2 separate regions of the Homo sapiens genome follow, and region 2 is linked to region 1. Evidence: chromatin loops called from intact Hi-C (ENCODE). Cell type or tissue: psoas muscle. All regions are shown on one strand.

Region 1 (8,000 bases):
AGATGTCACTTTCTCAGAGAGGACTTCCCTGTCCACACTAGTTAAAATTGTAATCCCCTAACCACCCCAGTTCCTCTACCCTTCTTACTGTTTTATTTTTCTCCATAGCATTTACCACCTAATGTACTGTGTATTTTGCAGATTTTGTTTATTGTGTATTTCCTTTTTATAGAATGTAAGCTCCCTAAGGGCAGGTATTTTGGTCCAATTTGTTCACTGTTGTATCCCGATTGCCTAGAACAGTGCCTTACACATAGTAGCCCTTAATAAACATTGAAAAAAATGAATGAGTGAATGACCTATCAGTGGCTATAACAGGGAACTGACTTAGCTTAGGTGAGAAGAGGCGGGGCATGGCAGTGGAGTATGGCCATTATGCCAAAGGCCCTGCCATTTATGAGGAGGGGTAAAGAGGAGATAATGAAAGCATCTCTGGGGGAGGGGAAATAACCAAACACTCCTTTTTCATGCCCATTTGAGGTCTACAGGCAGTGAGGTGACATGATAACTCAGGACCAAATGTCTGTTGTGCCTCCTTCTCATGTCCTCCCATTCACATGCAGAGAAGCTGAATCAAGACTACCATTCAGGTTTCCTCAGGTCCTTCGGTCTACTCTCCTCCCTTGCCACCACACAGCTGCAGTCTTCAATGGCTGAAGGCAATGGGACCTGCCAAGCTGTCTGGGGTTCCCTGGTTGAGCCCCAGTGGGATACTGCTTTGGGATAGAATTTTGTTTTTGAGGACCCCCTGGTTACAGTCTCAGAAGAAAGAAGCAATTCCATGCATGTAGGGCCCAGCCAGTGTCAACCCTAGAATCATAGTCTTCTAAGTTATTGGGGTCTAGGAGACCTGGCTGAGATACTGGAGGGGGCATTGAAACACTTAGCAGGATCCAGACCTGGGAATGGATTTTAAAATTCACTGAGTATCTTTAAGTGGGGTCAGTGGTTGCAGGGTGTTGGTCAATGTAGTTGCAATTTTCAACATTAAAAAAATCAACGTGTGTGTGTATCTATATACACTTCATATGTATGTGTACATCTATATACACACACACATACATATGAAGTAATATATTAACTTATAATATAATATAATATAAATGGTATGTATGTTCTATATATAAATAGTGTGATAGTCTCCAAAGATGGCCACCATTAATAACTTGTTTCAGTATATATGTGTGCATGTCACTCCATTCATCAAGGAGTGAAATCTATTTTTCTCCTCTTGCATTTGATCTGGTCTCATGTCTTACTGTGCCGAGTGGAATATGGCTGAAGTAATGCTGTGCCAGTTCCAGGCCCAGATTTTAAAAGGCCTGGAGGCTTCCTCTTTCTCTCAGAGATAGCCAGCTACCAGAGAAGAAGTCTGACTACTCTGAGGCCACCATGATGTGAGGAAGCCCAAACCAGCCATTACAAAAAGGCCATGTGGAAGACAATCTAGGAACTCAGTAGACAGTGAGAACTGAGGTTTCAGACAGAGACCCCCAGTCAAGCCATCTTGATCATGCCCCAACTGTCTGAGCCATCCCAGCTGAGGCTCCGGACATCACAGACAAACCATTCAGACTGTGATGAGATTTCTGACTCACAGAATCATGAACAAATAAAATGGTTGCAGCTTTAACTTATTAAGTTTGGGGGTAGTTCTGTAACAATGGAAAAATGAAACAACAGAATGTGTGTAGTGAGAAATAGTTTAGAATAGTATCAAGGCTGTGAACCCTGGATGAATGTTACCTGGGTACCAGTTGCATGATCTTAGGCAAGTCACTAGATCTCTCTGTATTTCGTTTTCATTGCCTTTAAAACAGGGTTAATATTATCTCGAATCAGAGTGGTGATGATTAAGCAAGTTCATGCATATAAAGCCCTGTGAACTCTGCCTGGTATATAATAAGTGCTATGTGAGTGTTAGGTATCATTGTGATGATGATGATGATGTATAATTTGCATTTTGGGTCAATCACATTTTCATTTCATTCACATTTACTCTCTTCTATCCCTGGGACTCCCAAGGAACAAAAAGGAACCAAGTAGAAAAAATAAAATTATTGCCTCCCCAGATACCAACCCTAGCACCTTTGTGCATACTATGCACTCAGAAGTTTCAGATTTAATTAAACACCCCAAATCACTTCTGGCTGACATAGGAAAGAACTAGAGGATTGCCCCACCTCCACCCAATTTTCCTCTGTATTTCCATTTTGCGTAGGCAAATGTTCAAGTGTGCATTCTTCAAGCACATATCCACAGGGTGTCGTGGGAGCAGGGAAAAAAGACAGCTCAGAAACTCACTGGAAGGCAGGGGAGGCCAGCTTAGAGAAAAGCATTACCCACAGATAATCCGCAAAGTGGATAAGTCACGGGAGGAATCAAGGGCTGACTTTAGTAAATTATTACCTTCCAAATACTCCTAGCGGCCTGAAAAGTTCATGCAGTCTCTCCAAGTTCCTACCTCTGCTGGAGAGGAATAGTGTAGGCCCTGGGAGGATTGGCTTCAATATAAAATAAAGTAGATAATAAGTATTTCCACCCTTCTTGTCACTCTCATGGCAACGCAAGCTGCCAAGGCTGAGGGGAGGTGGGTGTTGAGTCTTCATCTGACTAATCTGTAAATCAGCATGATGCAGCCTGTGTCTAGGTAGTAGGAGGCAACTTGGAGGAAAGAGCTAGGCCCCTGAACAATGGTGTGCAAATGGAGGTTGGGAAGCTCTTGGAGAGGCACAGGGGACACAGCCTGTGCTGGAAGTCAGTAAGAGGGGGAAGAGTCAGAGTAAAATATGAAGGTAGACAAAGTCCTTCCCCTGCCTTTCATGATCCCTCCTATCACCTGCCTCTACTTCCCTCATTTTCTTTTATTTTTATTTCTATTTTATTTTTGAGACAGGGTCTCACTGTGTCTCCCAGATAGAGTGCAGTGGTGTGATCATGGCTCACTGTAGCCTCAACCTCCCCCAGCTTAGGTGATCCTTTAACCTCAGCCTTCTAAGTAGCTAGGACTAAAGGTGTGTGCCACCATGCCCAGCTAATTTTTTGTATTTTTTGTAGAGATGGGGGTTTCACCATACTGCCCAGGCTGGCCTTGAACTCCTGAGCTCAAGCAATCCTCCCATCTTGGCCTCCCAGAGTGCTAGGATTACAGAAAAGTGAGCTACTGTGCCCAGTAAACTTCCCTCATTTTCTCCTCTGCCTCCCCTCTTGCCATGTGGGATGTCCTGTGAGCAGTGGAAGCAAAGGAACCAGGAGAGTCCTGGAATCCATCTGGTGTCTGGAGAAGCAGGGCTGGGAACAGTGGATAAGCTAGTTTTGGCGGTTCCCTGGTGTTGGGAGAGTCTTGCTTGCCTGAGGTTTACATGGAACACTTAGGGCCCCAGGCTGCTGGGGAGGGGTTGTAGCTAATAAATGCTAGGTTTCTGGGGTGGGAATGGTGAAGCACCAGTGTAGAGTGTGCTGGAAATGGAAAAAATTAAAATAAAAAAGCCCTCTCCCTGGGGAGCTACCAATTGCAGTGTTGCTTTGCTCTCTGTGCATTCCAACAGGGCCACTGTCTGCCCGGCACATGATGTTGCGAGGAGCAAAAATAGCCTCTGGTAACTGCAGGAGGATCTGTTTATAGAGTTCCGGCCTTCACACCACCTGTGAGTTATACCCAACCAAGCAATCCTTTCTAAAGAACAAATTCATTCTTTCTCTGAAGGGCCCACTGGCCACAAAAGGCTGATGCTCTTCTGTACTTCTCTCTCCTTTGGAGCAATGCCTTCTATCCCTCACCTATCCACAGGACCCCAGTGCTGGCCACCAGGCCTTGCCCTTCCTGGGTGTGCTGTCAGGCTCTGAGCCCTTCTCTGTGGCTTCCCCTCAGCAAACTTACTTGTCCTGTGTCCTTACTTGTTCTCTGCCTCTCTCCTTTGCTGGAGACTAGAGAAGTAACCTGAGCCAGTGTCAGCAGTCCCAATGCTTTTTGAGATGCTGCTAAAGTAGACCCTTTCCCCTCATGTTCCCAGGAACTAGCATCACAGGATAATGGTTTGCCTCTCCAAAGTAATATGTTTTCACTTTGAGAAGGGGAAGACTAAGCTCTTTAACCCAAGAAGTGACTGATAGTGTGAATTTCAGGCAGGCAGGTTACCAGGCCAGGGAGCTATTTTTGAGGCATGCGGGCTTTCTGTTGGCAACTTTTCCTACCGATCTGTGCTGGCAGCTACGAGCTCTGCCTATGCCTAAGACCAGCTTTGTCCCCTTAGAGTAGGGATGAGAGGCTCAAACACAGACATAGTGATTACAGGAGCCAGGTAGGCAACTGAAATCAGTCTAGTGGGTGTGGTGGGCTTCTCTCTGTGGCAAACTACAGAGCATATGCCCATCCAAATTATGAAATAGCTGCACAAAGGGAGATAACAAACTGCAACTGACAGCCTGCCTTACTGCTGGGCAGATAAGAGTAGATGGTGCGGCAGAGGTGAATCAGGGAGTGAATGCACATTCTGTTCGAACAGGGCAGCCACTACTCAGCTCCAGCCCAATGTTGCTGTGTGTCAGTCTGCATGCCTAGAGCCTCCAAGTTTTCAAGAGAAATCAAAAGAACTGATGCAGAATCTCCTTTGCTTTTTTATGCTGTCAATTAACTGAAAAATAATGTCCAAATATTAAGCATTCCAAGCAAAACGCATCTCCGAAATGCATTCAGCAGGCCACCTCTGTAGAAGGCATCAGAACATACATCCCCAGGCATTGAATCAGCCCAGAATATTTAAGCTTGGGCAACCTTTGGCCTGGCACTGGTTATGTTCATGAGCAGAAAAGAGAGAGAGGAGGGAAATTTACAACCAGAGACCATGTCTGTATCTGTTTTTGAAAATCTCACGAAATATATCTGGGTAAGGGTACTGAGTGGAAGACCCCTGAGATTTAGCCAGTAACTAAATCTAGTCACTGTTCAATTATCTGCGGAAGGATTGCCTACTTTACAGATTAGCCATGGAGATTTTGAAGCCTGAGCCCTTTTCTTCTGACACTCAAGTTATCCCTGAATGCTGCCAGTCATTTACGCACACTGGAATGGGCACAGAGAGTACCGACTGATGGGACTCACGGCCAAAGCACACAACAGTTAGGAAAGCCAATCTACAGTGAAGATAATTCCAGAATCTATCCCAGATTCCATGCTTTCATGATCTCTGGCATAACAAATAAAAAGGAATCCACTGCTGGCAATTAATTAATGGAAGTTGGAAATAATTTGCTTAGGAGTATCTATGCAAATTTTGTGTCTAAAGTCTTCTTGAGTGATCCATAAACACAAACAATATCCATGGGACAAAAATTCTTTCCTTTTTCCAATTTACTTCATTTCTTTTTTTATTCCTTTCATCTTCAAACAACTATTTATTGAATGCCTTCTGTCCACCAGGCACCATGCTGGTCACTGAGCATAGAGAGGTGAATAAGACAGCCACTTCCCCTGTCTTCTGGAACAAGTGCAGGTTTGGCCAGATGCAGAGAAGGGAATTCATGAAATACAGCCTGTGACACATGTCTGGGCCTACAGAAGTTTCTCAATCCATACCTGTGGAGATGTCACCATATTCATGCCATAGCACAGTATGATGCTATGTAAGAAAAAGTACATGGGCCTTGGAATCAAATATGCTTCCACTTGAATCCTGGTTTGCCATTGCTGCATGTGTGATCTTGGGCAAATTATCTATTGTATTTAGGCTTCAGTTTCCTCATCTGTTTAAAATGGGGATTGTAGAAGTACCTACTTTATAGGAGTATGTGCTTGGCAGAGGGATTGGCACATAGTCCTTGGAAAACAGAAGTTTCCTTTCTGTTATCCCTCATAACCTGAAAGTGATACTACTTGCCCTCCATTCAGAATAATGCGCTTCTGGGATATATTTTAGTGGTGAAAATGGGTAATGCTAATCCCCTCATTATTCTTAATTCCTCTTTGCAGTTTTTGTTTTTTATGCTGGCCCTGGTTGCATTTAGCAAAAGTTCAAGACTGCCCAAGAGTTCAGATGAAATTGGTAATCCAGACTCCTAAGCGGCCCACCACCTGCTGCAGTGGCACATGCTCATGCCTAATGCCCAATTCTCCCATGTCAAGATGTACAGTAAGTCCTCACTAACAGCCTCGATAGGTTCTTGGAAACTTTATGTGAAACAATGTATAATGAAACCAACTTAAGTTTCTATAGCATATTTGTGGTCACAAAACATTGCCAAACTTCTAAATAAAGACCAAAACACTTCTAGTGGTAAACCCTGAAATAAATGTGAGCTATATACACATTTAAGAAAGATTAATAAAAACAAGGTAATTATTTTTTTTTAAAAAAAGAATCCTGTTCAGTGGTGCGCTAGAGCCAACTTGTACCAGCTCACAAGAGCCCACTGGGCACATCTCTTCCCAACTCTGTTCATAAACATTCTGTTGATAGCTTGAAATTGGCCATGATGGGAATATTGGCAAACATTACAAATCAAGGCTTCCCCCACCTTACCAACCTAAAAGAGCTGGTTGATAAACATCTACCAGCATGCCACTGCCTGGGAGTAGACAGATCTCACTAGGTGATCTGGTCTATTCCCTGCTTCAGGGCTGGGACTGGGGTGAGCAAGGAGGTGCCTCGGCTGCAAATTTTAAGGAGGCATTTACTCTGAGACCATGCAAATGTAGGCTCAGCACACTACCCTGAGAGCTTGCCCTATCCTAGTCCCTGCACTGCCCTGCCCTGTTTCCATATGATTATGCATTCAATTCAATCAATTTTATTGATAATCTACTATTTACCAGGTCTTTCTCCAGAAACAAACAAAATCCCTGGCTTTTGGAAGCTTACATTTTAATTGGAAAGGCAGGAATAAACATGATAAATAATTAAACTTGTAGTATCTTAGATAGGGTCAAGGGCCAAGGCAAAATATAAAGCAGGGAAGGAGATATAGGAAATGTTTTGAGGTACTGGGGTTGGAGAAAGCCTCACCGAAAAGTTATCTTTGAGTAAAGGCTTAAGGGGGTTAAGCAAATTAACGCTAATGGGGGCCAGGCATAGTGGCTCATGCCTGTAATCCCAGCATTTGGGAGGCCGAAGGGGGCGGATCACTTGAGGTCAGGAGTTTGAGACCAGCCTGGTCAACATGGCGAAACCCAATCTCTACTAAAAATACAAAAATTAGCTGGGCGTGGTGGTACATACCTGTAATCCCAGCTACTCGGGAGGCTGAGGCAGGAGAATCTCTTGAACCCGGGAGGCAGAGGTTGCAGGGAGCCGAGATCACATCACTGCACTCCAGCGTGGGTGACAGAGTGAGACATTCCATCTCAAAAAAAAAAGCAAAAGACAAAAAACAAATTAACAGTAATGGTCACTAATGGTTTTCTTCCATAGTTTAAGTGCTCTCTAGGAAAAGAGAGTTCACCAGCTTCCATCATAGGCTTATGCATTGATCTATGTATGCATTCATCTAGTACCTATTGATTGAATGCCTGATGCCAGACATTGTATTTGCTGAAGATAAAATAATTCTAATACTTACTGTGTCATCACCATGCACTAGGTACTGTCCCAAGCATTTTTCCCACATTAACTCATTTACTCATCTTAACAACCCAAGGCAGTAAGTGCCATTATCGTCTCCATTTTATAGATAAGGGAATTGAGGCACAAGGGATATCAGGGATAGTCAAGGTATGCTACCTGTCCTCAAAAAGCTCTCAGTCTGACAGAATACAGATATATAAGAACTACAATGCAGAGCCTGATAGAAGGAAGGATAAGGCATTACGGGAACAAAGAAGGGCCCTATTGAGGGCCTTTGTTTTTTTTTTTCATTTTTTTTTGTTTTTGTTTTTGTTTTTCAGATGGGGTCTCACTCCCATTGCCCAGGATGGAGTGCGGTGGCATGATCACAGCTCACTCTAGCCTGCAATGAAAGATATTTTAAAAAGCAATTTGCTATCAAATTCATTGTAAGACTGTTGT
Region 2 (8,000 bases), 65 kb before region 1:
CAACAAGGAGAGTGAGAAGAATTCAGGCATAGTTCAACACCAAGTAAAGCCATCTATGGGGAGAAAGGTCAGCATGGCAGATACCCTAGAGACACTGACGGGAAGGGAAAAGAAGGAAGCCTCCTGGAATGCCAGCAATGCTCTGTGTCTTGATCTGGGTGACGTTACATGGATGTATACATATGTAAACCTACATAGCGTGCACACTTTAGAGTTGTACGTTTTACTGTATGTCAGTAATGCCTCAATTAAAAAAAAAAAGTTCAGAAAAGAGGGAAAACACCAGGAGCAGGAATTGCCAGGAACATGTTCATAGAGGAAGAGGCAACGTTTGATTGGGGATGTAATAAATCTAACCTACTGGATGTTAGCTCTGGCTCCAGCACTTTAGAGCAGGGGTCTCAAACCCCTGGACTACACACCCATACCAGTCTGTGGCCTGTTAGGAACTGGGCAGCACAGCAGGAGATGAGTGGTGGGCAAGCAAGCGAAACTTCTTCTGTATTTACAGTAGCTCCCCATCACTCACATTACTGCCTGAGATCCGCCTCCTGTCAAATCAGTGGCAGCATTAGATTCTCATAGGAGCATGAACCCTACTGTGAACTGTGCATGTGATGGATCTAGGTTGCGCACTCCTTATGAGAATCTAATGCCTGATGATCTGTCACTGTCTCCCATCACCTCCAGATGGGACCATCCAGTTGCAGGAAAACAAGCTCAGGGCTCTCACTGATTCTATATTATGGTGAGTTGTATAAACTGTTTCATTATCTATTACAGTGTAATAATAATAGAAATAAAGTGCACAATAAATGTAACCCTCTTGAAACATACTGAAACCACGCCCCCTAACCCTGCTCCCCCACAACCAGTCCTTGGAAAAATTGTCTTCCACAAAACCAGTCCCTGGTGCCAAAAACGTTGGGGACTGCTGTTTTAGAGTCATTTGGCCAGTTTTTTAAAAATACTGATTTTGGGGGCCCCACTCCAGACCAATACAATCAGAAGCTTTGGTAGTAGACCCTTAGTATGAATTTTTTTTTTTTTTTTTGAGACAGAGTCTCGCTCTGTCACCCAGGCTGGAGTGCAGTGGCATGATCTTGGCTCACTGCAACCTCCACCTCCTGGGTTCAAGCGATTCTCCTGCCTCAGCCTCCTGAGTAGCTGGGATTACAGGCACCCACCACTACACCCGGCTGATTTTTGTATTTTCTAGTAGAGAAGGGGTTTCACCATGTTAGGCTGGTCTTGAACTCCTAACCTCAGGTGATCTGCCCGCCTCAGCCTCCCAAAGTGTTGGGATTACAGGCATGAGCCACCACGCCCAGCCAGTATGGATATTTTTTTTTAAACTAAGATTGGGAACTACCATGGGTCTAGTCAATAAAGCAAGAAAATCTAACTAAGGGTGAGCAAACACCATTAAATGGTTGAGTGCTTTGCATACAGTATCTCATTTAAGCCTTATGACAAACAGCCTGGAACAATAGGTACTATTGTTTTAATCCCCATTTTATGGATGTGAAAATGTATGCTTAAGTCATACTGCTTGTATGTGCCAAAGCTGGGATTTTATCCCAGATCTGCTAGCTCCAAAGCCAGTAACCCGAACCCATACACAATACTGCTCTTGGTAGATGAGCTGACTGTCCATTAAGACATCACTGCTTTCAATTTCTTTCTTTCTTTCTTTTTTATTTATTTACTTATTTATTTATTTATCAGACAGGGTCTGGGTCTGTCTCCCAGGCAATCTCAGCTCACTGCAACCTCCACCTTCCTGGCTCAAGCCATCCTCCCAAGTAGCTGGGACTACAGGCTTGTGCCACCAAGCCCAGCTAATTTTTGTACTTTTTTTTTTAATAGAGATGGGGTTTCACCATGTTGCCCAGGCTGGTCTTGAACTCCTGAGCTCACACCCACTTGCCTTGGCCTCCCACAGTGCTGGGATTACAGGTGTGAGCCACTGTGCTTGGCCTAATTTATTTCTCTTTTTTCTTGAGGTTTAATTTACATACACTAAGATGCATTATTAGTTTTAAGTGTACAGCTCCATGAGTTTGACAAATGTATACACCACTGTAATCACCACCCAGATCTTCATGCCCACCTCCCTGTCAATCCCTACCCCCAGAGGTAACCATTGTTCTGATTTTTATCACCATAGATTCACTTTGCTTACTCTTGAATGCCATATAAATGGAATTGTGCAGCATTTAATTCATTGTGTCTGGCTTATTTTGCTCAGCATTCTGTCTGTGAGGCTCATCAGATCACTTCTTATGTCAGGAAATGAATGCTAAGAATGTAGAAGATGCTAAACCAATCAGACTCAGGACAAAGCTCAGGTCTTTAATTGCAGAGCTGGGAACCGCTGTTGCCAAGAAGCCCTTCTCCACCCCTGGCACCATAACTCCAGTGGTGATCCCACAGCTGATATTAACAATGGGGTCCCCATAGCGTATGTCTACAGAATTGTTCAAGACACTTGGAATACATCAACCTCACACAATCTGGGAAGCAACAGAACCCAGCTTCCTGGAATAAGAGGAAAGTGTGTGCTGCAGTAAGTTCAGCCTCTAGACTCCAGGAGCATGGGAAGCATTCTGATCCTCCCAGTTTCAGAATGATCCCAAAGAACATGATTAATACTTGGCAGGTGAGGGGTGTGAGTGGCGGGGAGGGCACTCCTGGTGCAACCCTACTTTGTGAAAGTTCAGTAAAGTCCTCATACTCCCCTGTACTCCCCATCAGAACTGAGCCCAGAATGCCATGGCTGACCCCAAAATAACACAAACTGGACACAGCTGCTCTCCTTTTCCTTGCTATTTTATTTTTAAATTTAATTTAATTTAATTTATTTTATTTATTTATTCATTTTTTGAGATGGAGTCTCACACTGTCGCCCAGGCTGCAGTGCAGTGGTTTGATCCTGGCTCATTGCAACCTCTGCCTCCTGCGTTCAAGTGATTCTCCTGTCCCAGCCTACCAAGTAGCTGGGATTACAGGAGCCTGCCACCAGCCCTGGCTAATTTTTGTATTTTTAGTAGAGATGAGGTTTCACCATGTTGGCCAGGATAGTCTCGATCTCCTGACCTGGTGATCTGCCCACCTCAGCCTCCGAAAGTACTGGGATTACAGGCATGAGCCACTGCGCCCAGCCTGCCAGCTATTTTATTTTTAAGGGCAATTCCAAATTTCTGAATTTTTCTAAGTCCATTGCTACATGCTAGCTCTTCTCCCCATAATAGAAACCATACAACCATTTTAGATGAGTCTAGTCATATAGATGCAGCTTTACTGTCTCTCTCCATTCAGAGTCTCCAGCATGAGGCAACAATAACTTGAGTTCCCCCACTGTGCAGAATTCTTTAATCAAGCTTTGATGGGTAGAGAATCACCATCCCTGCCTTTTATTTCTTGGTTTAATTGTATTTCCTTTCTATAACTCTGTCCTTCAACATTTGAACTTTATTTGTAAGTCTCCCATAGTCTCTAGATATCAAGCTAACTTTTCCATATGGTTCCCTAGTATCTGGTGGATTAGTTTTGTTTGACAGTTTACTTCATTGTTTGGATCTCCAACTTCTAACCTACTTGATCCCTCTATCAGCAATTTTCACTTGCTCCCCACTGTATCACTTGATAAGAGACCTGACCTAATGGTTAAAAAAACACTGTGCTAGGAGAAACAAACTAAGTTCTAACCTTGGGTCCTTGACTTGCTGTCTAACCCACTTCCTGCTTCGTTTTCCTCATATTTGGCAGAAAAATACACATCCCAAACTCTCCTTGCTTCACAAGGATATCCCCAGGACAAATAATATTGTATACATGAGTGCTCTTTGCAATATTGCCGATATATCAACTCAAAAGGTGATTGCTATCATTAAATCTTAATAAGACAGTAATGAGAAAAGCATGCTTTCACAGGGAAGCCATATATATATATATATACACACACACACACACATATGTGTATATGTGTACATATATGTACAATCAAGTACATAGTAAGAAAAAAACTTGAGTGACAGCACAAAAAAGTCTTTTTTTAAAGATATTGACATTATTAAACATTTAAACAGATATTGACATTATTAAACATTTACTTATAATCTAGAAAGCCCAAGCCAAGTTGAAACAAAGTTCAAGACTAACAAATTACTCCTCAGGCTTCCAAATTTAAACCTTCCCTTAATTCTATTAATTGACTATCATCGGATAAATGTTTTCTTGACTTGTAATCCTAAACTGCCACTTACCTTATCATAAAAAACTCAACTTGGCATTATTTGGCTATTTAAATCATGAAGGAGTCAGGCTGCAGTCTTTATTCCAGGGGTTCCAAGAAAGGTCTGTGGTTAAATGTCATGGTCTCAGGCAGAGCCAAAAACTTGCCGTGGCATACTGGGCAAGCCAGAGAACTCTTCAGGACTCAGGCTGCTGGCCTTGCCCTTGACACAGCCTGGAAAAACTTGGCTGGGTGGCAGTATCATGTAGTTGAAAGTACATGAGGGAAATGGTGACCAGAACACCTGGGTTGGATTTGACTAGCTTGAGCAAGTCACTCTTTGGGCCTCAGTTTTGTCTTTTAGAATATGAAAGGATTTCAGTCACTCACCTCTAAGTCCCCTTCCAGCTTTATTATATTTTTTCTTTGTTTATATTTTCTTTAATAAGAAGAGACAGGGTCTCACCATATTGACCAGGCTTTGCATACTCCAGGTCTCAAACTCCTGGCCTCACGCAATCCTCCTGCCTGGCCTCCCAAAGTGCTGGGATTACAAGTGTGAGCCACCGTGCCTTGCCCTTTCTAGCTTTAATATTCCTTTCAACTGGGAATGTTGATGTGAAAAACTGGCCTTACAAATTCAGGCTGTGCTTTAGAATCTTGGATTCCTTGCTCATTTTTCCTCCTTTCTGTCTAGGCCATGATACAGTAATGAAGGAATTGCTCCACTGAATCGAGACATAAACCTATTCATTCCAGGCTAAGCTAGTCACAGATGCATGGAAGATAGAAGACCCAGCATCTTCCTGAGGAAGACTCATTTCCAATGCCTGCATTTCTTCACATTCCCTTGTTGTTGTTGTTGTTGTTTTAATAAACATGTATTGAGTGCCACTGTCTGCTAGGTAATATGTACAAACAGGTATTTTATAGCTAAAATTTCACAGACAACATATATTTCAAGCATTAGGATGCATAAATGCAAATCCCTTGTTTTTGCAGAAGTTGGATGTTGCAAGAAATATTTTAAGTCCCTGAGGGTGAAATTTACATAAAGTAAATATCAAGTTTATTTCATGAATCAATATTTGAATAACAAAGTAAATGAACAGATTGGATCTGAAATCAGAGAGGTGCAGGTTCAAATCCTTGCCAATGATAAACTCTTGTAATCCGAGGCAAGTGACTTCACCTCTCAGAGCCTTTTTCCTCATATGTGATATGTTCTTTCATGTATCCACCTTGGAGGGTGGTTGTGAAAATCAGTGAAGTGCTTTGTGTGGAGACTAGCTAGTACCCTGTCTGGCAAGTAAGTCACTCAGTAATTGTTTGCTTTAGGGATATGCCCATTTTCAATTACAGATATTCATGTTTTAATACTAAGGCAGAAATCAAATCTACCCCAAGTGGGTTAAGTAGGCCAATTTTCTGTTGAATACCCTTTTACTTCTGTAGCCTCAGGTGCAACTGACATCCTGTCCTGCCACAACATAGCAGGAGTGTTATTAGAAACCACACACTTTCCTGCAGGGGAGGAAGAGGAAAAGAAAGAGAGAAACCCAAGCATCTGCTACATGTGTGATTGATTTTGAGATGCGGGCAAGCTGGCAGTTTGTAGTTGCTCTTTTCTTGAAGTGCAATGCTGTCAGGAATCAATATGCTGAAAGCAGTTTTGGAAAGCTAGCTGGGGAACCCCTGGAAAATTCTGAGAGCTATTGGCCACATCCATTCTAGATTTAGACAAGTCCCCTACCCTAACCTGGTACTATCTCTTCCATGTTACATGTGAAGATAAAGCTATCAACCTCATCGACAGGCCAAGAGCTTTGATCTTTGTTCCAGTGGTGCAGTCAGCTGGGGAAAGGAGATAGATTTCATCTGACTTGAGATGACTAAGTAGTATTGATAATCACATCCCCTCTTGAGGTGCATTAAAGGTTGTCCCTGGGTCAGGTGAATTTGCATCGCTTCTGAGAATTTTAAAAATAGAAAGGGGGTCTTGCTATGTTGCCCAGGCTGGTCTCAGACTGCTAGGCTCAAGCAATACTCCCACCTCAGCCTCCCGAGTAGTTGGGACTATGGGCATGTGCCACCATTCTGAGAATTCTTGAGGGGAGCATGGCAGTAGCGATCAGCTTCCAAATTTACACTTAGATCTCAATCTGTACCCATTATTAACAATGATAAGAATAGTAACGGGTATGATGGATTGAGTAGTTATGTGCTAAATTATCTTAACCATGGGGGGTGGAAACTGAGGCTTAGAGGGTAATTCGATTAAGGTGCCCCTAGTAATGAGTAGAAGGACAAATTTTCAACACAGATCTGTCTAAATGCAGCGCCTGACCAACTAAGCCCTATATGACTGTGACCCTTGCCCGGAATCTCATATGATCTGTGGCTTGTTCTTGCATGATAACCATCTAGGTCAGGAGGACCAATTTGTGGACAGGAGCACAGTCTCTACTGCTTGGAACTGGGGAGGAGAGAATCAAACAGGCCACAGGGGGTTTGAGCCCAGAACCTCAGTCTCATTGTCACAAGATTTGAATCATCTGAGCACTTGATTATACCTCATCCTACCATGAAAGATGGGTAGGCTTTTTACGTACTGCTTTAAATCAGGAAATGATTTAGGTCTTTCAAGGACTCATTTGGCATAGCTGGCATCTGCCTTCAAAACACTTGGGAATTGAATATCTTCAAAGCGGTTCTCTCTTGGATGGGGTTCTCAGATATTGATGGATTTGTTTCTAAGGAAACAGAGGCAAAAAGAACAGAAGAATAAGAGACAGGAGGCCCTATTTTGCCCTCAGATTGGCCCTTAGCATGCTAATTACATATATACACCAGGGGTTCCAAAAATGAACATTTTATACTCAGATTCTTAGTTTATCTCCATGCATCCAAGCCACTTTCCAGAGCCTCCCCCAGTTTGTGCTATTCTTTGTGGCAGAGCCTTAACTTCAGGGCCACTTCCTGCTGCCTTCCTCCATCTCTTCTCTTCATCAACCCTCCATCTGTTCTTTCCTCCAGATTTCATCCCCAGATGCCCTCCTTCCCCTGTGAGGGATACACAGCATGGTGTGCCTGTGACCCACACAGCTCGTGATATGCTATCAGTCCACAGTACAATTATAGATTCCATTCCTGTCTATATTTGATATTTTCTTTACTCTGGCTTAGAAGTGTTTGCAGGAACTCTATGTAGACAAAGATACAATTTGTCATTAAGGCAGGTGAATAATGAGCTGCAGTGGCTACATGAGACTCAGAGAGAAGCTTTCTGTTTTCTCCTTTGGAATGGGTAATTTTTTATAATAGCGCTAGACTTTTGTATTTTATTTTTTTCTTTTTTGTAGAGATGGAGTCTCATTTTGTTGCCCAGGCTAGATCTGTTTTGTTTGTTTGTTTTTTGAGACAAGGTCTCACTCTGTGACCTGGGCTGGAGTGCAGGGGTGCGATCATGTCTCACTGCAGCTTCAACCTTCTGGGCTCAAGCCATCCTCCTCCCTCAGCCTTCCAAGTAGCTGGTACTACAAGGGAGCACCACCACATCCATTCAGCTAATTTTTTTTTTTTTTTTTTTTTTTGTCAAGACAGGGTCTCATTATGTTGTCCAGGCTGACCTCAAACTCCTGGGCTTAAGCAATCCTCCTGCCTCAGCTTCCCAGAGTGCTGAGATTACAGGTGCAAGCCACTGCACCTAGCCTAGATCTTTATATATAGGACTTAGTGTGGAGCTTCTAAGGGAAAGAGATCA

What was found. Peaks named below come from ENCODE experiments on the same cell type or tissue, not always from the same donor. Only the 100,000 strongest peaks of a DNase experiment are listed, where the experiment ranks them.
Region 2: a loop joins it to region 1, with 2.6 times the contacts of the local background. A loop is called at or near these places in 26 of 110 quality-filtered maps.

The regions. Positions count from the first base shown.
Region 1 is chrX:109,923,384-109,931,383 of GRCh38, reverse strand. No RefSeq gene overlaps it. Among named protein-coding and RNA genes, the nearest start is that of TMEM164, 76 kb to the left of the region's middle. In psoas muscle, no CTCF peak of the experiment used is centred here; a DNase peak (open chromatin) is centred at 3,558; H3K27ac peaks cover 3,407 bases.
Region 2 is chrX:109,988,849-109,996,848 of GRCh38, reverse strand. No RefSeq gene overlaps it. Among named protein-coding and RNA genes, the nearest start is that of TMEM164, 10 kb to the left of the region's middle. In psoas muscle, no CTCF peak of the experiment used is centred here; no DNase peak of the experiment used is centred here; H3K27ac peaks cover 782 bases; H3K27me3 peaks cover 1,358 bases.